Regions from separate parts of the Homo sapiens genome. Here region 1 is linked to region 2. Evidence: chromatin loops called from intact Hi-C (ENCODE). Cell type or tissue: Caco-2. All regions are shown on one strand. Links, peaks and the distances in the headings refer to the core of each region. The heading gives the core; the rest is flanking DNA. Region 1 has its middle 87 kb from the start of LINC00564. Region 2 has its middle 43 kb from the start of LINC00377.

Region 1 (11,827 bases), core at 5,066-9,065, 80 kb after region 2:
TGAAATACACATGCACACAACTAAGTTAGATTCGTCCACCGTTACTAATAGAAAACTACAATGTAGTGGCTTAAAAGGAGAAGGAATTCTGTTTCTCATGGTTCAGTGTGAATGAGTGCAGTATTCAAAAACATGAAGTCAGAGTCCAGTACTCAAGTTCTGTATCACTGAACATCCTGTGGAAGGCCACCAGTCAAAGAGCAGCAAGAGCACACCTAAATTAGGATTATTAGCTTGCTTCAGCTAAGGAGAAAGTTCTTCATGAGAGCCATCTAACCTCTTGGAATCAGTTCAATAAGTGGTTATCTCGGGAAGTTTTATTAAGAGTCAGAAGAAATGAAGCTAGGCTGGGCATGTCTTTGCTCAGAAGAAAAAATTGTTACCATCTTGCATTAGCTTTGTGGTCTTTTTGAATAATAATTATATTACCAAAACTAGAGAGAAAAAGTAAAAGATCTATAGCATTGCTAACATCTACTGTATGTAATTTGTTATATTTTTTATTATGTATAATAAATGCTATTCAGGCTCTTCTCAATATTACATGCTTACATTTCAGCTAAGAAAATGGTAAATTGTATTCCATAGACATATAACTTGTAGAAAAATCATTAATTTAAAAAGAGCCATAGCCAGGCACTGTGGCTTATACCTATAATCCTAGCTATTCACGCTGTCTAGATGGGAGCATCCCTTGAGTCCAGTAGTTCCAGGCTGCAGTGAGCTATGATCCTGCCACTACACTGCAGCCTGGGAAACAGAGGGAGTTCCCCATCTCTTGAAAAAAAAAGCGGCATCCATATTCTAAGTATAAATTATTATTATTTGTCTAGGTTTTGCCAATGCACTTTATTATATAATATTAAGTATTGATTAAACTTACATATGGTATACAATTAGCTATTTCTTTCCTAAATGTAAGAAATCTTCTTATGTTTTTATGTTTTTAAGAAGAGGAAAACTAACCTGAATCTTAAACACATTTCATGTATGATACACTTCCTATATTACTCTTATAAGACAAAGACAATATCAAATAAAGAAAATCTTGACAATTATGTAGTCATAAGCTTTTAAACAAGAACCAAATAGATACTAGATGAATTTTCTCCTTTGGATATAAAAAAAAATACTGAAGATGTAGTCATTTCGGGCAGCTGCATTCCATATTTAGGGAAAGTTATACAGTTTTTTTTTCAAAAAAATATTAAATATTATTAAGATATTGAAAGAAAATGAGATATGTTATGCATGTTCCTAGTATATCCCACACTAATAAACACATTTTTACAAAACTTTATAATATAATAGATATGTAATGATGTATTTATATAATGTGATTGTTTTCTAAAAGCAGTAAAACAACAAAATATTCAAAGTCTATTTATATATATTAATATTATGTTTTGTAAATTTTTTCTTCTAATTGAACTTTTAAAACAGTTTTAAAGTACTGTCAGAAACTTATGGTGATGACTTTGAAAAATAAAGGATAATATAGGAAATGACTAGTTACACTGCCTCAGTGAGTGGATTTTTGTGTGTGTGTGTGTTTTTTTTTTTTTTTTTTGTGGAATGTTGTATGATACCAGAGCAATGAGCCCCTGGTTATTAAAAGAGTGTCTTTTATGAAAACCTTAAGTTATCGATTGGCAATATAAACTCTACTGTTTAAAAAGAACTTAAGGTAAAATATGAGGAGAAAGAAAAAAAATGCTGAGACGAAACAGGTCCATAAAATACAATGGAGTATAAAATGTAGTTTTAATATAGAAAAATAAAAATGATGTAGACACAGAGTGGTTCTCACAAGGAAGTATAAGTATTAGTTAAAAATACTTTGGGGATATACACAAACAAGACCGATATAGAAACATGGAGAGTAGTTTCAATATTCAAATGAATTTACACAATGTATACAATATACATACAAATATAACATTTATTTGAAAGGCATAGGTTGGATTTAATAGATGTAACACAATATTAGATAAATCCCCATTTAAAACCAGTCATCTTTAAAATCAGGTAGATAAGTGTAAAACTTTTTCATATTTTAAAAAGCTATGATTAATTTTATTTTAATTTAGAATTATTTTTAAACAAATTTAAATGTAGTAATGCTATTTGTCAAAAATGCAAATGACTCAACACAAGTCTACATGTTAATAACATGAGCATTGTTAGTAAGCAAACTAGTCAGAGAGGTGATATTTTCCTTATACTATTAAAAAATTGTGTCAAGAAAATAAATAGCTATAATAAAAGCATTCTGTCAAATGGCTATACTTTTATAAAATCATATCAAAACATTGAATTTACTTCCTGATTTCTTTTAGCAGATAAATGCTACTCAAGTGAAAGAAGGCAATACCTCCCCCTCCTCTGGGGATGAGGGGTGAAAGGAATTTTTTGGAAATGTGTGAATTTTCGAGTTTATAATAATGACTGCAAAGAGGGAATAGAATTTCAACCCCAGAGGTCAAGAAAGCAAACTGTTTTCTATGACCCAGAAAATGTCTTCACAGCAAAGATGAATCATGTAACCAAAATGCCAATAGTGGCTTTGTTGATAACAAGTAAAATGAGCAAACAGAACTGTTAACTTTGTACTCAATTTGGATCACTGATAACGTCATGATTAATCAAAGGAAATGTATTTTATACGGCTCATGCCTGTAATCCCAGCACTTTGGGAGGCCGAGGCAAGCAGATCACTTGAGGTCGGGAGTTTGAGACCAGCCTGACCAACGTGGAGAAACCCCATCTGTACTAAAAATACAAAATCAGCCGGGCGTGGTGGCACATGCCTCTAATCCCAGCTGCTCGGGAGGCTGAGGCAGGAGAATAGCTTGAACCTGGGAGGCAGAGGTTGCAGTGAGCCGAGATCATGCCATCGCACTCCAGCCTGGGCAATGAGAGCAAAACTCCATCTCAAAATAAAATAAAATAAAATAAAAATAAATAAATAACCACGAAATAAGATATAATACCTTAGATTACAGAAAATCTAGATAATTCTGTATTATAATGCAGAAAAAATATGTTATGATACAAGTGTATTATAATTCTCTATTATTATAAAACAGCATTATCAAGGGAAAGAAGGGCATCTTGCCTTTCTATACCTAACTCCGTATTTAAAAAAAAATTATCAATGCAGTCCATGTTTTAAAGCTTTTTTGATTGTGGTAAAATGCACACATCAGAAAATGTGCTATTTAAAGTGCACAATTCAGTGGCAGTTAGCGAAGTACCTTACTCCTGGCTAAACCCCTACCTGTGATTTTTTTAGGCACAAGTACAGGCAACTACAAAGGTTTACCTGGCAGGCCTCAAGGAGAAAGGCTGCCTTCTCCACATCAGACTTGGTGCATGCACAACAAACACGCTGCAGTCTCTGAAGAAAACTGTACTCGAGGACTGAGGCTCCCCAGGCCAGCCATGTACTCAGGCATAGCTGCAATTCTAGCCCAGGTGCCACCATTCAGAGGCCTCTTTAAGGTCTTTATTGGACAAAAGCCTTTCTCAGATGTCTCTACTAAGATCTCACTATGGGGTGCGGGAGATTTGAAGACAGTGTTCCCCACTCTGACTGGGGACACAGCACTTTATCGTTCTTAGCCCTTCCCCCTCCCACTTCCTCTGGCCTCTAGTCCATAAAGCAGCTGGGGCCTTTTGTTTAAATTCCCTTGGCAGTGAAATGACCCCCAAGCCCGTGCTGATCCACCTAACCCTTTTATGACACCGTTACATGTGGAAAAATGGAACAGTGTGGGAGCTGGAACTTTCCCTGGGTTAGCCTCTTTCTTGCACTATTTCAGGAAAGGATTAACAGGCCTAGCTGTTAATTTCATTTTGACTTATCTAAATGGACAACTTTGACACATGACATGTCAGGTCTTTCAGGTACTGACCACAGGTTCTCAGGCCCTCAATGTAGTAGAAATAAATGTGAGGCAAAAAGAGTTTTTCCCAACAAGGCTTTATTGGGGTTGATGCCTGGGCAAAATGGAGGCAGCATAAAAGAGAGAGAATTCTCTGGCTGGCTCCCCATAGAGAGTGAGGACAGTAATTTTAAAGAGGTTAAAGCAAGAAAGGAGTGACGTTTAAGCATACAGAGGCAGGGAGTGACTGGTACCTGCCCACTTTGGTGACATGCTTCTTCGTGCATTGCATGTGAAATCTCCACCCCTAGGCATGATCGTTGGTAGTATAAGGAAGCTAAGGTAAAGGTTGATCATTCTGGTCTTGTACATATGGGGAAGATAGGGTTAACTCCCTTAAGTAAGTTTTATGGTGGAAGCTGTTTATTTTAGCTTCCTCAAAGTCTAGCAATCAGTGGGTATGTCACCTTAGGCAAGATTTAAGGTGTGGCTTCAGATGGTCTGACTGGGGACCCTGCTGGCCACGGGGCCCCTGCTCCCCACCAACTGTAGTAGATGCCCTCAGTGGAGTGCGAGGTGGTGGCGGCGAGTCTTGTCTCTATTCTCTCTCACCCCCAGCTGAGCTCCTGACATTGGTACATTCACAATATTGCACAACCATCACATTGTCTAGTTTCAGAACATTTTCATCACCCGAAAGAGAGATGATAATGGAATAAATATTTCTCAGCAGGTGGAGGGGTGGTTATCAGAAACTTCTAGCATTATATAACACACATTCATTTTCAATTAAGTGGATTGAATTTTTTTAGAGTTTTCATTAAGGGACACTAAAATATTGAGAGCTATGAATGGGAGTGAATTAAGGTCTTAGACTATAGCTGTGTTCAAGCATTTAAAGAAGTATCTGTCATTTAGTTACCATTTATCTATTCAAATCCAAAGGATAGATTAAAAAGTGGAGATTAGAAATTTCAAAGAAATATAAATAAGTGGAATTTGAGAATTTTTAAAAGCTTCTAATATTTTAAAAAATCTTTTAACAATGAAAAATAAACTTTTTCAATTAGAATTGTATGAAACTTTCTAAACTTGATGGAAAGTTGAATTACATGATACCAATTTTCATTTCCATAGGTAACTATTGCTGAGTTAATTTGCTTATCAAACAGAATTCAGAGGTAAAAATTAAAAACAATATCACTAAGATCAAAACTATTTTAGCATATTCCAAAATATTTTCATTTCAATGTTTTCTATCTGAATCCATTCTTCTGTAACTCAATTAGTCTGTGTCTTGACAGTAAACATAAACAGCAAGTATGTTAAAGAGAGGGAATTTAATACATAAGAGAGTTATGCAGATGATATTGAAAAATCTAAAATAGCAAGTAAAGGGTGATGAAATAATTCAAAGAATAATAACTGTAGGAAGCAGCTACCATTTATATAGCTGAGGAAACAATAAAGGGATGGATGATGTTACTAGAATAAAAGAAAGAGATGGTGTTACTAGAACAAAAGGGCTCAGATTTTGTTGATTTATATTATTCCAGCCTGCAGAATATGTGTGGGAATCAATTTTAAGGATGTGGTTTGAAAGAGTACAGAATGTATCATTGCACAGGGCCAAATGTGTTGATATAGCCGCACTTCTCAGAGACTCTTCATTTAATATGTTAAATCTGCTCTAATATTTTGTTAGCTTTGCTGACTGAAATCTGGGCTTAGCGGTTGCCAACATTCAGTGAGGCCGAAATATCAGAAATTCTCTAACATAATGTAGAGGGAAAAAATTCAAAAGCTTAGGAAAATAGGAATGTTGGAATGGATGTATCATATGCCATCTGCTTCCCCATTATATAGTATAAGAGGCCTGAGAGGATATCCCCTTCCCTAAGGCAGTGATAATACATGACCAGAATGGAGAGAGACACATCATTAAAATGCACTGTGGCAGCAGTCCTCCGTAGGCTGGGGAAGATGGTGGAAATGAATCATTCACTGAGATGGGCTTTCTTTTTACAGTGATGATGAAGGGTCCCAGAAGGGCGCAAGCCCAACCAAATATTTACATGTTAAAGCAGAAAGAAGGGGAATACGTTCTATAATAAACAGCATAACAGGAATAAACAAAGACATAACAGGAATTCTGTGACTCCCATGGATCTTTGACAGATGCTAATTAGTAACAGAATCCTCAGTTTGAGTAGAATGGCATTCAATTAAAGTATTACTTGATGTTTGTGACACAAACTCTGGATTTGGTGGACAGAAACCTTATTTATGGAAGCAATTGTCAGAGTCCCTTCAAAAATATAAATTATAGATCTTCCTCCAGTCTTCTCTAAAAAGACTTTCAGTCTTTTCTATGTTCACTGTGCATCACGGAAAGGGAAAATTTGGTAGATTTCCTGTTATTGATTCTGGTTTTGTGGCAGGCCAGGTCTCACTAACGCAGGCTTCCATAACAACTGTTTCAGTACTGAGCGGTTAAGTGAAATATTAAAGACTGAAAGAGCCAGTGTTCTTATACAAAGCCTGGAATGTAACAAAAGCCCACCAAGAGTTTTGCCTAGGCATTTCCTGGGCCTTAAAACATGACAAAATAACAAAGGAATTCTTAACAGGACCCATTTGGGATTAAACAACTTTTATTAGGGATCTGAAGAAAATCCCCAGGCCTCCACAAACAAGTGGAGGAATTCCCCAAACCTCCCTGATTTAGCAGGAGACAAGATAAAGGTAATCACCTCAGCACCTGGACCCATTTAGATTAAGTAAATTTACTGAGGCTCCAGAGGACGGTCTTGAGGACTCAGATCTTAGTTACAGATTAAAAGAAGTTAATCACTTATGTCTTTAGATGAATGCACACTTACACATAGACATATAGCTTAGAAGGTAGATAAACTCTGGAAGACTTTGTAATTTTGAGTTGGTCTGGTGATATTTTCCAGGTCTTTTATGTGTAACCAACCGATTACAGAAATAAAAACTCTCTTCCTCTCCAGTTCATCTGCATCTCATTATTGGGCCATGAAAGCATCAGTAACCAAAAATGGCATTAAGGGTCACTGGTCAAACTGGGGATTATGAGAGTCAGTCCAAATAAGTAGTCTTGATTCAAGTTCTTCTTCAACCAAGTTTATCTACATAAATATCTTATAGTGTGGACTTAGTTTCTAATATAATTATATTCAGTAACTGACAGAATACCCACATTCAGTTCTCTAACTGGCGAGGTGAATTATTATCGTAAGAATAACCACATGGAAGTCTATGAAAATGTTTCTCCCTATTTGTTTGTAATCCAAGAGCAATGCTACTTCCCTGTGAGTACTGCAGAGATTAGCGTCACTATAAAAGACTTCAAAGATGCAGAGCTAGTAGTTCCTATCACAATGTTATATAAATAACTCCTTTGTCCATGCTATACGTGAAAAGATCTTGAGAAGTTATTGTGAATTAACATAAACTTAATTGGGGAAGACATAAATTGCAGCTGCTTTTCCAGCTGTGGTAAATTAAGGAAACAAGTCCTTATATTCTCTGACACATGACATTTGGTTATTGATTTAGCAGATGGTTTTTTCTATACGAGGAGTGCCATGGGATGAAATGTGTTCCCCTGAAATTCCTGTGTTGAAGTACTAACCCACAATACCTCAGAATGTGATCTTTGTAAATGAGATCATTGAAGATGTAATTTGTTAACATGAGCTCACACAGGGGTTTGGCGGAATATAATTGAAATCCTTTATAAAAGGGGAAATTTGGACACAGATACACACACAGGGAGAACACCATGTGAAGACTGGAGATATGCTGCCATGAACCAAGGAACTATTAGAAGCCCCTAGTGCTTTCAAGGGGAGCACGGCCCTACCAACACACCTTAATCTCGGAGTTCTATGGAAAACTAACACAAGGGGTCAGAGATGTTTTATTTTGTTGCTGTTGTTTTTGTTTTTCTGTAAAGGGACATCTAGTAAATATTTTAAGCTTTCTAGGCCATTTCATCTCTAACACAAATACTTAGCTTTTGTATAGCACAAAATTGTGGCAGGAAAATAGAGTCCGGAGGGTGGGAACATAAAGCCAGTTTACACTTCAGCTATAACAGGAAATATCCTCTCCATAGGTCATGGGCCGTAAATGACTTTGTAACTTTACTTCAGTCTCTCCATTTACACAGGGTGTACCTGAAGTAACCAATGGAATCCTCTAGGGGGTATTTAAAGACTCAAAAAAATTCTGTAATGGGGCCTTAGAGCCCCTATGCTCTGCCTGCTCTCACACTGTGGAGTGTACTTTATTTTCAATAAATCCCTTAGTCCCTTCCTTGCTTTGTCTGTAAGTTTTGTCCAGTTCTTTGTTCAAGGCGCCAAGAACTGGACGCTCTCCACCATTAATAAAATTAGCCATAGGCAGTATGTAAAGAAATGAATATGACAGGATTCCAGTAAAATTTAAAAGCAAACACACAAGCAAAAAGACAGTGGGCTGAATGTGGTCTGTCTGGTTGCTCTGGTTTGCATATCCTTATTTTAGACCAATTGGCAGTGCAGTGCCAGCAACATGTTTGTTCTCACCTTGCAGCAACAAATGTGTATCTTCATAGTTTTGCCTCAGGGTCGTGCCAACTGTTCTGCCTTCTACCACATTTTAGTCAGTCTAGATCTTGATCATCTTGGCATCCCATGGAATAACTGACCCATTACATTTCTGACATCATATTAATTGGATCTAATGTGCAAATGTTGCAATTACCTGAGACCCTTTAGTGTGTTAGAGAGTGAGGAATAAAACCTGTTCCCTCTACCAAGTACTTTAGCAGTCAGGGTCCATTGAAGACTATTGAACCCACACTAACTATTTAAACAAAAAGAATTTCAAACAGGGAATTAGTTATACATGTAACAAAACTGGAAGTAAAAATAGGTGATGCTGAGATAACACAGATATTGCTTGCAGGAAGCAGTTCCCATATCTAGGCTGAGGGGAATATAAAAATGTGGTTTACAGTAATATGGGCCCTGTCTTCATTGATTTGGGCTGCTATAACAAATATGATAAACTGGACAGCTTGTAAAAGATAGAAATTGATTTCTCACGATTCTGGTGGCTGGGAAGTGAAAGATTAAGGTGCTGGCAGATTTGGTGTTTGGTGAAGGACACCGGAAGTTGTCATGCTGCTGCCTCCTCACTTGGCAGAATTGCCAAGGCAGCTCTTCAGGCCTCTTTTATAAGTGCACTAATCCCACTCATGAAGGTTCTCTACTCTCATGATCTAATCACCTCCCAAAGCCCCCACTTCCTAATAGCATCACATTAGGGATTAGGTTTCAACATATGAATTATGAGGGGACACAAACATTCAGACCATAGCATGATTGATTACAGGAACTGATCATTATGCTATGTGATCAGATGTCTGAGGGACATACCACATAGCTAGGGCTCAGACCTCTGGAAAATCACAGCACTATTGGTGCTTAGACCTAAGTTCTGGTACTTAGAACTACAAAACAATGTGGTTGGCTGGTGTAAATACATGGAATGGCTGTGGCTAGCAACGATAAAGGAAGCTGAAATCTGGGCTCTACAACTGGTATAATACTGACTTAGACTAGAGAAGCGAAGATTTTTCTCTTCCCCAAACTCAAATGTTTTCAACTGCCAGATTCATAGAAGAAGGCAGCTGGCAATGTGTTGCAAATTCAGCCCCAGAAACAGAAAGCCTCTAAAAGAAAGGCCTTAAGGCCAATAGAATATTGATAAAGAATAAGCAGGAAATATAATGAATTGCTCTTTTAGATATTTTAATTCAATTTCAAATGTTTATGTAAATGAAAGTTTTCTGGAATTAGAGAAAATATACCTCTTGATTACACTCTGGGTATGCATAATTTCCAGGGGGCAGAGTAGAACTGTAGAGGACAAATACTAAATATGTTTGTTTTTGTAGCTTGACAAAGCACAAAGAAGGGAACAATGTTCAGTCTGGCTTTCAGCTGTGATGGTGTATCATGAACAAGTAGGAAAACATTGCCAAGTGTAAAGGCATGGGAACGGTTTCTGTACTTATCCGCTTAGAACAGGCATATTAAAGAGATTTTCTATTAAATGTCATTATGCTTGAGAAACTACCAAAATAAGTCTTGTAGAGTAACACAACTCACTTTGTTATCCAACATCAAAGTGTAACTAAAATGACCCAACCAATGTTCAAAAAGGAAATAAAAATTTATCTATGTTGAGAAAACCATCCACAAATTTATAGTTTCTACAAAATTATATACTGTAATATGTTCAGTATAATTAGCAAATAACATCCAAAAATTTTATTGTCAATTAAAAGTAATACTAACAATATCAAAAACAAACCAGAATGGATAACATGCAATTTAAGAGACAGAGCAATGTGTAGAAATTTTAAAAAGGCTTATTTATTAGCAACAGAAACCAAATTATATATAATAAATGTAAATATAATTAAGATAATCAAGAATTATTTTACTAGTAGAACACTCAAAAGAGATAAACATTGTGAATGTAGTATTTTGGCAAGAATGTTATTTGCCTATCTCTCCCTATTTATGTTCCAAATGTGGTTTATAAACATACAGTAAGTTTTGTCAATTCATGCATTTATATTTTAAATTTGAGATATATGTTTTTCAACATGGATTCATGAAACAATTATACAGACAAGTATTGAACTCATATTAATAAATGAAAACTATATGCGTTTTATTATAGACCTAACTAAATGATAAATATACAGTGTACTGTGCAGAATAACATATCTAGAGTTAAAATTTTAAGTGTCTTAATGATATGAAATTTCATGTGCCAGTTTGAATTAGAAATTAGTTTTACTTCTATTCCTGACTCCTTTTTTATTTGTGCATCATGTAACATCTTTGGATTCTTCTCAGTGTCCCAAAGTCTTATTTTACCACATCCTTTTTTTATTGTGATGGCATTTTCTTTTTCTTGGCCCAGTTACTATCACTATTCTTAAATGTGCACTTATGTTCCACCTTAATACATTGTCTTATCAACCGTCCTTTCTTAAAAAGCCTTCAGGATATTTCTTAAAAATCCTTCAGAATATCCCTTCAGGATATTCTGCATATAGGACTGGTTGTTGCTTTTGCTTCTGCAACCTGCTTCTGCCTAGTATGACTCTGCTGTCCTCTAGGTGTATCTCTGCTGTCTCCAGAGTTGCAGATGGGGAGCACCTGGGCACTTTTCTATTGGGAAGTCACAATCTGATTAAAATAAGATCTGAACCTCAATTTCATACAGGACACAGAGAAAATAAGCATAAAAGAGATAGAGAAAAAGGGGGCAGCATGGACAACATCAAGGGCAAGGGGAAAACTTGAAGAACATGTTTCTATAGATGTGAAAAATATTAATTATAAAGAAATTGTATGGTTGATCAAGACAAAAGCTTCCAAATAAAATTCCTTTAGAATAAATTTAGTTCTTCACAAACAGGTACTTTGAATGTAACACATTAACTTAGAATGGTAACTTCTGGCTCATTTGCCAAAACGAATCAATATGTAGAAGTCAGTTTTCTTGCCCATGGTCAGGATCTGGTCTGCAGGTGCCTTTAGTGTGTCAAAAATAGTATTAAAATATGAGCATCACTGAAAATGTTAAAGTAAATTACAAAGTAATCTACATTTCCACTACTTTATTTACCATATGTTTACCTTCAATTTATAGAGTAATTGACTAGTAATCAGTTACCCAAATAAGAGTTAATTTTCTCCCACGAAAATGTTCATAGTGACAATATTGTTGCTATTGGTTTAGCTACTCAACAGTATTGATTCCAATGTCCCAAGATGGATATTGAAGCTCCAAATATCACATATTCTTTAAGTAAGGAAGAAGAACAAAGAAGATGCTAACCACAT
Region 2 (11,827 bases), core at 4,246-8,245:
GAAAACTCATAAATTATCAGCATAATGTATATATAATATTTCATATATTTATAGAGTGAAATGCTATATAACATTCATTTTTAATGGAGTGATATCACTCTTAATAGTTTTGGGGATCACAAAATATTTTATACTCTTTTTATGTAGAAAGTGTGTATATATATATTTTAAGTGTATATATATATATTTACACACACACACAAACACACTATGTATATATATATTCACACATATACACACAGTCTCATATATTGAATTCTTCTATTATTAGGGAATAGAGTTTTTAGCTGAATTAAAAATAATATTGTTATTGACCATATCTTAGGCCATACTAAAATAATTCTATAAATTATAAAAATGAAAATCATATAAAAATATTGGAGCAAAATGCAATAAAATCAGAAATTAAACACAACTGAAAAAAAAGCCCCCATCCACATGGCAAAAAGAAAACATGCCTTTATACTATGTTTCTGCCTAAGAGAGACACAAGTATATATAATTGCAAAACATCAAAAATAGCAGTAAAGATAGTCCAACATACTAGAATCTCTGTAATCAATCTGGAAAAATCCACTGAGGAAAATCCATAAACTTCACTTCCCAAATAAAGAAGAAAAACAAGTGAATTAAATTTCAATCTAAAAAATCTATGACAAGTACAGCACAGTGTATTACAATATATTGAATAAATAAAAAAATACGAAGCCACCAAAATGTGGGAGTAATAATAAAAAGTTATATATATCTATATATGTATATATAAAGTGCTATCAAAAATAAATTTTAAAAGTTGGAAATTGACAGGCAATACTTTGTGCTATTCTTTTAAAGTTGCTTCTCACCCCTTTCTTAATCCATATCAATCACTGATATGTTCTCCATATCTCTGATTTTGTTATTTTGAAAATGTTATACAAATGAAGCCACACAACTTTTTAAGATTAACTTTTGTTCACCCAAGATAATGTTCTTGAGATCCATCCAAGTTGTTACATGTATTAATCGTGTGTTACTGCATATGTTTGGGTATTATTATTATTATTTTTTTATTTTGAGACAGTCTTGTTCTGTCGCCAGGCTGGAGTGCAGTGTCACGATCTCAGCTCACTGCAACCTCTGCCTCCCAGGCTCAAGTGATTCCCCTGCCCCAGCCTCCCCACTAGCTGGGACTATAGGCACGCACCACCACGCCTGGCTAATTGTTTGTATTTTAGTAGAGACGAGGTTTCACCACGTTGGCCAGGATGGTCTCGATCTCCTGACCTAGTGATCGGCCTGCCTCAGCCTCCCAAAGTGCTGGGATTACAGGCGTGAGCCACTGCGCCCGGCCCTGGTTATTATTAAATTGGATGGATATTGAATAGATATACCAGAGTTTAACAATTTATTTATTGAAGGATATTTGTGTTTTTAGGAGAGAAAAAATAATATTATTTTTTCACTCAACTCAAGGTTTACTGCTGAGATGTCTATAACAAAAGATAAATTAATGACAGAAAAATATACACATTTATTTAATATGTGTTATGTAACACAGGTACATTCAAAAATGAAGACCCAAAGAAACGGAAAACCCCACGCATTTTTATGTTAAGTTTGATGAAGGGTAGACAGTCATGTAGAAGTACGATTGCACAATGGGGATCTGATCTAATGGTCATAAACTAAGTTCTAGGAATTTTGTAAGGCCTGTATATTCAGATTCTTCTTGGCGTCTCTGTGTCTTCTAGGATATGGATGTTACTTTTTCTCCAAGCATAGGGAAAGTGCCTCTGAAATAAAGATTTTATGACTTGCTTCAGGAAAGAAGAGCAAGAGGAAGGTGACGGTGATCTTCCTGAATCTGCTGTTTTCTCAAATGCCCAGGTACCATATTTTGGTGTAACGTCCCCATCACATCATTGTCACCAGTTTTGGGATATTACAAATAAGATTTGTAATGAATATTCATAAGCAGATTTTTTTTTTTTTTTTGAGACGGACTTTCGCTCTTGTTGCCCAGGCTGAAGTGCAATGGCACGATCTCGGCTCACTGCAACCTCTGCCTCCCAGGTTTAATTGATTCTCCTGCCTCTGCCTCCTGAGTAGCTGGGATTAAAGGTATGTGCACACACACCCAGCTAATTTTGTATTTTTAGTGGAGATGGGGTTTCACCATTTGGTCAGGCTGGTCTTGAACTCCTAACTGCAGGTGATCCATCCGCCTGGGCCTACCAAAGTGCTGGGATTACAGCCATGAGCCACTGCGCCTGGCCACATGAGCAGAATTTTGTGTGGAAATAAGTTTTCATTTCTTTGAGATCAGTTATGTATTTGTTCTGTTTCTTTTTCCAACTTTTTAAAAAATTTCAGCTGGAATAACTTTTAACTAATTGTCTTCAAATTCAATGATTCTTTTCTCTGCTGTGTTCAATTTGCTGATAACCCACTGAGGACATTCTCATTTCTTACACATATGTATGCGTGTGTGTATGTTTGTGTGTGTGCGTGCATGCGTTTTCATTAATCTCATTTTTATAGTTTCCATTTCTGTGTATTATAATATTCTATCTCTGGTTATGCATATTTGATACCTTTTCCACTAGATTCTTTATAATGCAAAAGTTATTTATAAATATTTTTTTCCCTAGTAATTCCAACATTTGGGCCCTTTATGTATCTTCTTCTTTTGATATCTATTGAATGTGGATGATTTATATTCATGGTGTGTATGTGTGTATACATTTCTTTATTGGATTACAGACATATTATGTATATAAACAATAAAAATTGAGATAAATAATCTTTGTGCCCAGTAATAGACATGCCTTTTCTTTTTTAAATTGTTAAAGGTTATGTCAAAAAGACTCAGGTGTCATATTGAAGAGGCTGCCACTGGGCAAACATGATACAATTTGAGCTCCAAAAGTGGTAATATGTAAGACTAAATTAAATTCATCAAATATGTTTAAAGTCATAATTTCTTAATAATAATAATTAGACAATTTTAGGAAAATAATAGGGAAGCAAATCATTATCCTTAAAATAAGATATAAAAGGAAAAGATTTATCCTGTCCTTCCAAAGGAGTTATATTACTATGAAACCAAATAGTAGTTGCTATGGTCTGAATACTCATGTCTCCCCAAAATCTCTGTTTTGAAATCCTCACTCCCAAGTTGGATGGTTTCAGGAGGTGGAGCCTTTGGGCAATGATTAAGTAATAGGTTGGGCCCCTCGTGAGTAAGATTCATGCCCTTATAAGAGGTCTGAGAGACATTCCTCATCCCTTCCACCATGTAAGGACACAGAAACAAGGCACTGTCTATGAGCCAGGAATTGGGCTCTGACCAGACACTGAATCTGCCTTGGCCATGGACATTCCAGCTTCCAGAAGTAAGAGAAATAAATTTCTAGTTTGTGGTTATTTGTTATAGTGGCCCAAGTGGACTCAGGCAGTAATTGAACCGTGTTTTTACCTTTAATTTGGCTATTGCCATTTGCTACTCACTAGGCAGCAGCAATTGATTTAGTCATGGAAGGTCAACCACTGATTATACCACAAGACGTGCTTCTTGATAAAACAAGACAATACCTATAGTCTTGCCAAAGGAATTGAAAATGAATCTGAGGAAAACTCTGGGGCCAACTGGCAATTTGCAAAAAGTATAAATGACAGAGGAACATCCTGAAATGAGTATGCAATCAGCAAAATCCAGACTGCAGAAAAACCTAAATGTCAAACATCACATGATTTTCAACAAATAAGTTACAAGGAAATAAAAAGGACAGAAGGGAATCTGTAAATTAGAAAAGACTGAAACATAAAATTAAAATAAAGTTGGCAAGACTAAACTGTTATTTGGGAAGCACACCTGGAGGATAAAACGTTGATAATATGAAAGGAAATGACTAATATAAGAGTCAGGATGCTGGCTAATCTTGAGGGAAAGGGTGGTTTTGAGACTGAATCTGAGCCCATGAGGAGCCTCTACTGTTTGTGGCTTTGTTATATTTCTTGGATTTTGTAGTTTTTACCTTATTAAAATTTATAAGAATTTACTAAGCCATGTGACTGCTGTTTACAGTTTTCTTCCATCTGTATTCTATTTTACATTTAAAGAGGCTTTTTAAAAAGACAGAGAAGATCATTTTACATATTAATCCTTAATAATTCAGAAGGGCACAATGAAACTGCACTGAGATACTAATAGAAAATAAAAACAAACACGTTTTTCTTTTTCTTTTTTTTTGAGACCGAGTCTCACTCTGTCGCCCAGGCTGGAGTGCAGTGGCATGATCTCGGTTCACTGCAACCTCCGCCTCCTGGGTTCAAGCAATTCTCCTGCCTCAGCCTCCTGAGTAGCTGGGATTACAGGTAGGTGCCACCATGCCTGGCTAATTTTTGTATTTTTATAGATAACACGGTTTCACCATGCTGGCCAGGCTGGTCTCAAACTACTGACCTCAGTTGACCCTCCCGCTTCAGCCTCCCAAAGTGGTGTAATTACTGGTGTGAGCCATCGCTCCTGGCCTACATTTTTCTTTATGTGAAAAGAATCAAAGAACATCAATGTACTCTTTCTTGTTAATAGTTTCCAAAAAGTCATTTATTTGATGACTGGGTAGATCCCATTATTTAATTATTTTGAAAAGTACATATTTTATTTTATTCATGAGTCATGGTCATTTTAAGAGTTTGGATTTCACCTGAACAGAATTGTGGTTTATTTTAACATTCAATGAAATAATAGATCAATTCAACAAACTACACATTTCACACTTGCTTTGAGATAAATTGACCTTCACCGAATTAGCTTCTCTTCACAAGGTAACCTATATAAAAAATGCCAATTTGCATGAAGACCTTTTAAAAGACAGCAGGGGTTCAGTACAAGCTACTGAGAGTTTTCTTGTTCTCTAACAGAAATTCACTCAAGAATAATGAAAAGTGACTTTTTCATGCACCTTCCTTTATTTTCGTGCCTGAAATCACAGATTGTACACAAAGGGAATGTGCTAAGCTGAACATAGGCAAGAAACAGCAATGGCAGCAACAACAAAAGTTAGTGATGCATTGAAATCTATATATCGTTATGTAGTCCCTCCCCATATATATATACAGACATAGAAGGGACTACATAACGATATATAGATTGTATATATGTATATATATATATAGAGAGAGAGAGAGAGACAGATTTCTCTCTATTTCTTGATTATATATTATATAATATATAATATGCTATATTATATATTACATAATATGTAACATTCTATTTCTTGATTATATATTACATATATATATAATCAGCAAACTGCTATTCCCAGAAAAATTATTTAAGCAATACCTCTTTCACTTCCTTAAGAAAAAGCAATACTGGATTAGAAATATTTTTTAAAAATTAAACATTCTATGAAAGTGACCTGTGAATGCACAATCAGTGCTTTTTGCTCTTGTTATACATGCAAAGAGGTATGGAGAGTGCCAGTAGGTTTTAATGTATTTACAGCATTGAACATAAAGGTCAATCATCTAAAAAGAAAAAGGCATCAGCAGTTAGAAACTGCATTCCAATGCATAGATTTGCAGCCAAAGAATTTTATTATTAATGAGACACAAAGAGAGCAAATAATTTTCAGATGCAATTTATGAAGATTAGATATCATCTGTATAACAGAAAGAAGCAAAGATCAATATATTCACATTTTACTTGTTTTGCTGCTAAGCATGTCTGTCGATTTATTTTTGTAAATATTGTCTTTTTATTGTTATTACTTCTATGATCTACATTAACAAGGTTAGTAAAAAATCTTCCTGTCGATGGCGACTTTACTATAATATATATATATATGTAATTTTTTTTGAGACGCAGTCTTACTCTGCTGCCAGGCTGGAGTGCAATGGCACAATCTCGGCTCACTGCAACCTCCACCTGCCGGGTTCAAGCAATTCTTCTGCCTCAGCCTCCCGAGTAGCTGGGACTACAGGCACGTGCCACCATGCCCGGCTAATTTTTCATATTTTTAGTAGAGAGGGGGTTTCACCTTGCTGGCCATGCTGGTCTCAAACTCCTGACCTCGTGATCTGCCTGCCTTGGCCTCCCAAAGTGCTGGGATTACAGGCATGAGCCACCGCGCCCGGCCCTTTACACTATTTACTTACCATAATTTTTACATTCTAAGTATGAAGAATTCATTCTAGTTGAATTTTTCCCCCACTGGGTGTTAGATTCTTAGTTTTCCTCTAGATGGCGGAGTAGTATTCTAAATGTAAAAGATGTCCTTTGTGATAAACATTTTAAACATTTATGTTGTATTTGCCAGCCTGGTTGAAAAATATTTTTCCCCTTTTCTGCAGTTAAAACAGAGTACATTCATGTGGTATATTTTGAAATTGGCATATACAATGAAATAAGGAACAAGTAAGTGCAATATTTTTAAAGTTAATTAAGTGATAGCATATGGAAAAGTGTAGTAATGTTTGATATATTTACATTCACCAAATAACCTATAAACAGTCCAAGAGGCTTTAACATACCATATCTTACCCTCAAGAGTATTGCTTGGCATTCTGTTTTGCAGCTTTTAGTATTTGTCGCAGAGTTCCTGATGAAAGAACGCTAAGAAAAACCCCTTGTGGTAGTTTAGTGCAACTTGCGACAAGAGAATTTCCCATCAAACTTTCAGGACAAATATGTTGAAGAGCAGTTCTCAGTCTAAAATGGAGTTTCAGCAACACTGTTGTGAGCTCTTCCAAATGTCCTGTATTCCCTTTCTCCACATGTTCTCAAGCAATAAATTGAAGCAGCTTACAAACTATCTATTTCCTCTGCAAACACACAGGGTGGTTGCGATTCTGAATTAAGAGACTTACAAACTGAGGAAGCCTTTCAGTCTTTCCCCATTTCTAGCCTCATTGCCATAAGAGTATTTGTATGGCATTTACAGCTTCCAAGCAGCCATTTTTGGTATTTCGCTGATGGCATCATATGTGAATTTGATTTTTATGTGGAACATCTATATCTTCCCTGGTTTCCTATATAGAGCCCAAAATATAGAAGCACAAAGTATGACAGATAAACAACAGATTTAGTAAATAAGACAGTGGTATTAAACTTAATAAGAAGAGATAATGTCAAAGCTATCCTAGTATGATAAACGTATGAGATCTATAAAGAATAACGTCAACAAAACTTACTAAGAAGGGAACTATTGTTAATCTTTTCCTCCTGAGTCAAATATATCATTTCAGGTTTTCAGTACCTGGGACATGCAAGTAAAACAAGGGCAATAATTATTAATTGGGAGGGAGATAAGCAAGTATTTCTCACTAGAATCAAGTTAATTGTTGGAAAGCAGGCATTCCAGAGACAATTGCTTAAAATGCAATACTTTTGGCCTGGAATGTTGTACTCCCGTATGTCAGAGAGAAGACATTACTCAACTCTTCTTAACTTAATTCAATGAAAATATAATTTTATATAAATGTGAACTATTCTTCCTCTTTTGTGGAAATATAAAGGTAGGATTGCAATCCTACTTTATTCTTATCTTTATTCCAATGTTCTTATTGCTTAAGAAAGACTGGGACTTATTAAATGGAAAATGAAGAACATTTTGAAAAAATAGTATACAATGTGCTAATTTATCTAGTCAAATTATAAAAATAAAATTGTACGGTAAAGATACCATTTCAACAAATAAGATAAGAAGGCTTTTGCTTTAAATATTCAGATATCTAAGATTTAGCATTTGATTCTGATTATATTAAGAAAAATTCTTGTATTAGTCTGTTCTCATGCTGCTAATTACCACAGACTGGGTAATTATAAAGGGAAGAGGTTTAATGGACTCACAGTTCCACATGGCTGGGGAGGATATATTTATTTTGTTGCCATTATGTATTTAATTTTCAATTATTTATCCAAATCACATGCAATATTGTACAACCAATATTTTAGGCCTCACAATCATGGCGGATGGCAAAGGAGGAGCAAAGGCATATCTTACATGGCAGCAGACAAGAGAACATGTGCAGGGGAACTGCCCTTTATAAAACCATCAGATCCCAGGAGACTTATTCACTATCATGGGAACAGCATGGGAAAGACCCGCCCCCAAGATTCAATTACCTCCCACCGGGTCCCTCCCACAACACATGAGGATTATGTGAGCTACAATTAAAGATGAGATTTGGATAGAGACACAGCCAAATCATATTAATTCTCTATTCTCATCTTCATTTTACATATGCGTTGGGAATAGGCCCCCAAACTCTGGCCATAAGGGGCCCCAAAACTGGCCATAAACAAAATCTCTGCAGCACTGTGACATATTGGTGGCCATGATGCCCACACTGGAAGGTTGTGGGTTTACTGGAATGAGGGCAAGGAACACCCAGCCCACCCAGGGCAGAAAACTGCTTAAAGGCATTCTTAAACCACAAACAATAGCATGAGTGATCTGTGCCTTAAGGACATACTCCTGCTGTAGATAACTAGCCCAACCCATCCCTTTATTTCGGCCCATCCCTTTATTTCCCATAAAGAATACTTTTAGTTCAGCTATAATCTATAGAAACAATGCTTATCACTGGCTTGCTGTCAATAAATATGTGGGTAAATGTCTGTTCGAGGCTGTCAGCTCTGAAGGCTGTGAGACCCCTGATTTCCCACTCCACACCTCTATATATCTGTGTGTGTCTTGTAATTCCTCTAGTGCCACTGGGTTAGGGTCTCCCCTACCAATCTGGTCTCCACACATATGTAAGCATGAAAGTGATATATTTATTTTGTTTCCATTATGTATTTATTTTTCAATTATTTATCCAAATCACATGCAATATTATACAACCTATATTTCCTATATTTTAGGCTATGCTTTTAAAATGTATAAGTGTGTATTAACTATATAAGAATTTTCTTTTTAATTTTATTATTATTATACTTTAGGTTTTAGGGTACATGTGCACATTGTACAGGTTAGTTACATATGTATACATGTGCCAGGCTGGCGTGCTGCACCCATTAACTCGTCATTTAGCATTAGGTGTATCTCCTAATGCTATCCCTCCCCCCTCCCCCCACCCCACAACAGTCCCCAGAGTGTGATGTTCTCCTTCCTGTGTCCATGTGTTCTCATTGTTCAATTCCCACCTATGAGTGAGAACATGCGGTGTTTGGTTTTTTGTCCTTGCGATAGTTTACTGAGAATGATGATTTCCAATTTCATCCATGTCCCTACAAAGGACATAAACTCATCCTTTTTTATGGCTGCATAGTATTCCATGGTGTATATGTGCCACATTTTCTTAATCCAGTCTATCATTGTTGGACATTTGGCTTGGTTCCAAGTCTTTGCTATTGTCAATAGTGCCGCAATAAACATACATGTGCATGTGTCTTTATAGCAGCATGATTTATAGTCCTTTGGGTATATACCCAGTAATGGGATGGCTGGGTCAAATGGTATTTCTAGTTCTAGATGCCTGAGGAATCGCCACACTGACTTCCACAATGGTTGAACTAGTTTACAGTCCCTCCAACAGTGTAAAAGTGTTCCTATTTCTCCACATCCTCTCCAGCACCTGTTGTTTCCTGACTTGTTAATGATTGCCATTCTAACTGGTGTGAGATGGTATCTCATTGTGGTTTTGATTTACATTTCTCTGATGGCCAGTGATGGTGAGCATTTTTTCATGTGTCTGTTGGCTGCATAAACGTTTTCTTTTGAGAAGTGTCTGTTCATGTCCTTCACCCACTTTTTGATGGAGTTGTTTGTTTTTTTCTTGTAAATTTGTTTGAGTTCATTGTAGATTCTGGATATTAGCCCTTTGTCAGATGAGTCAGTTGTGAAAATTTTCTCCCATTTTGTAGGTTGCCTGTTCACTCTGATGGTAGTTTCTTTTGCTGTGCAGAAGCTCTTTAGTTTAATTAGATCCCATTTGTTAATTTTGGCTGTTGTTCCCATTGCTTTTGGTGTTTTAGACATGAAGTCCTTGCCCATGCCTATGTCCTGAATGGTGATACCTAGGTTTTCTTCTAGGGTTTTTATGGTTTTAGGTCTAACATTTAAGTCTTTAATCCATCTTGAATTAATTTTTGTATAAGGTGTAAGGAAGGGATCCAGTTTCAGCTTTCTACACATGACTAGCCAGTTTTCCCAGCACCATTTATTAAATAGGGAATCCTTTCCCCATTGCTTGTTTTTCTCAGGTTTGTCAAAGATCAGATAGTTGTAGATATGCGACCTTATTTCTGAGGGCTCTGTTCTGTTCCATTGATCTATATCTCTGTTTTGGTACCAGTACCATACTGTTTTGGTTACTGTAGCCTTGTAGTATAGTTTGAAGTCAGGTAGCGTGATGCCTCCAGCTTTGTTCTTTTGGCTTAGCATTGACTTGGCGATGCGGGCTGTTTTTTGGTTCCATATGAACTTTAAAGTAGTTTTTTCCAATTCTGTGAAGAAAGTCATTGGTAGCTTGATGGGGGTGGCATTGAATCTATAAATTACCTTGGGCCATATGGCCATTTTCACGATATTGATTCTTCCTACCCATGAACATGGAATGTTCTTCCATTTCTTTGTATCCTCTTTTATTTCATTGAGCAGTCATTTGTAGTTCTCCTTGAAGAGGTCCTTCACATCCCTTGTAAGTTGGATTCCTAGGTATTTTATTCTCTTTGAAGCAATTGTGAATGGGAGTTCACTCATGATTTGGTTCTCGGTTTGTCTGTTATTGGTGTATAAGAATACTTGTGATTTTTGTACATTGATTTTGTATCCTGAGACTTTGCTGAAGTTGCTTATCAGCTTAAGGAGATTTTGGGCTGAGACAACGGGGTTTTCTAGATATACAATCATGTCATCTGCAAACAGGGACAATTTGACTTCCTCTTTTCCTAATTGAATACCCTTTATTTCCTTCTCCTGCCTAATTGCCCTGGCCAGAACTTCCAACACTATGTTGAATAGGAGTGGTGGGAGAGGGCATCCCTGTCTTGTGCCCGTTTTCAAAGGGAATGCTTCCAGTTTTTGCCCATTCAGGATGATATTGGCTGTGGGTTTGTCATAGATAGCTCTTATTATTTTGAGATACGTCCCATCAATACCTAATTTATTGAGAGTTTTTAGCATGAAGTGTTGTTGAATTTTGTCAAAGGCCTTTTCTGCATCTATTGAGATAATCATGTGGTTTTTGTCTTTGGTTCTGTTTATATGCTAGATTACATTTATTGATTTGCGTATATTGAACCAGCCTTGCATCCCAGGGATGAAGCCCACTTGATCATGGTGGATAAGCTTTTTGATGTGCTGCTGGATTCAGTTTGCCAGTATTTTATTGAGGATTTTTGCATCAATGTTCATCAAGGATATTGGTCTAAAATTCTCTTTTTTGGTTGTATCTCTGCCCGGCTTTGGTATCAGGATGATGCTGGCCTTAAAATGAGTTAGGGAGGATTCCCTCTTTTTCTATTGATTGGAATAGTTTCAGAAGGAATGGTACCATTTCCTCCTTGTACCTCTGGTAGAATTCGGCTGTGAGTCCATCTGGTCCTGGACTCTTTTTGGTTGGTAAGCTATTGATTATTGCCACAATTTCAGAGCCTATTATTGGTCTATTCAGAGATTCAACTTCTTCCTGGTTTAGTCTTGGGAGGGTGTATGTGTTGAGGAATTTATCCATTTCTTCTATATTTTCTAGTTTATTTGCATAGAGGTGTCTGTAGTATTCTCTGATGGTAGTTTGTATTTCTGTGGGATCAGTGGTGATATCCCCTTTATCATTTTTTATTGTGTCTATTTGATTCTTCTTTATTTTCTTCTTTATTAGTCTTGCTAGC

Evidence for each region. Hi-C counts contacts between places; a loop is a spot of excess contacts. Peaks named below come from ENCODE experiments on the same cell type or tissue, not always from the same donor. Only the 100,000 strongest peaks of a DNase experiment are listed, where the experiment ranks them.
Region 1: a loop joins it to region 2, with 5 times the contacts of the local background. A loop is called at or near these places in 1 of 110 quality-filtered maps.

What each region holds. Positions count from the first base shown.
Region 1 is chr13:81,134,366-81,146,192 of GRCh38, forward strand. No RefSeq gene overlaps it. Among named protein-coding and RNA genes, the nearest start is that of LINC00564, 87 kb to the right of the region's middle. In Caco-2, for the core only: no CTCF peak of the experiment used is centred there; a DNase peak (open chromatin) is centred at 6,616.
Region 2 is chr13:81,055,181-81,067,007 of GRCh38, forward strand. No RefSeq gene overlaps it. Among named protein-coding and RNA genes, the nearest start is that of LINC00377, 43 kb to the left of the region's middle. In Caco-2, for the core only: a CTCF peak has its summit at 6,507; no DNase peak of the experiment used is centred there.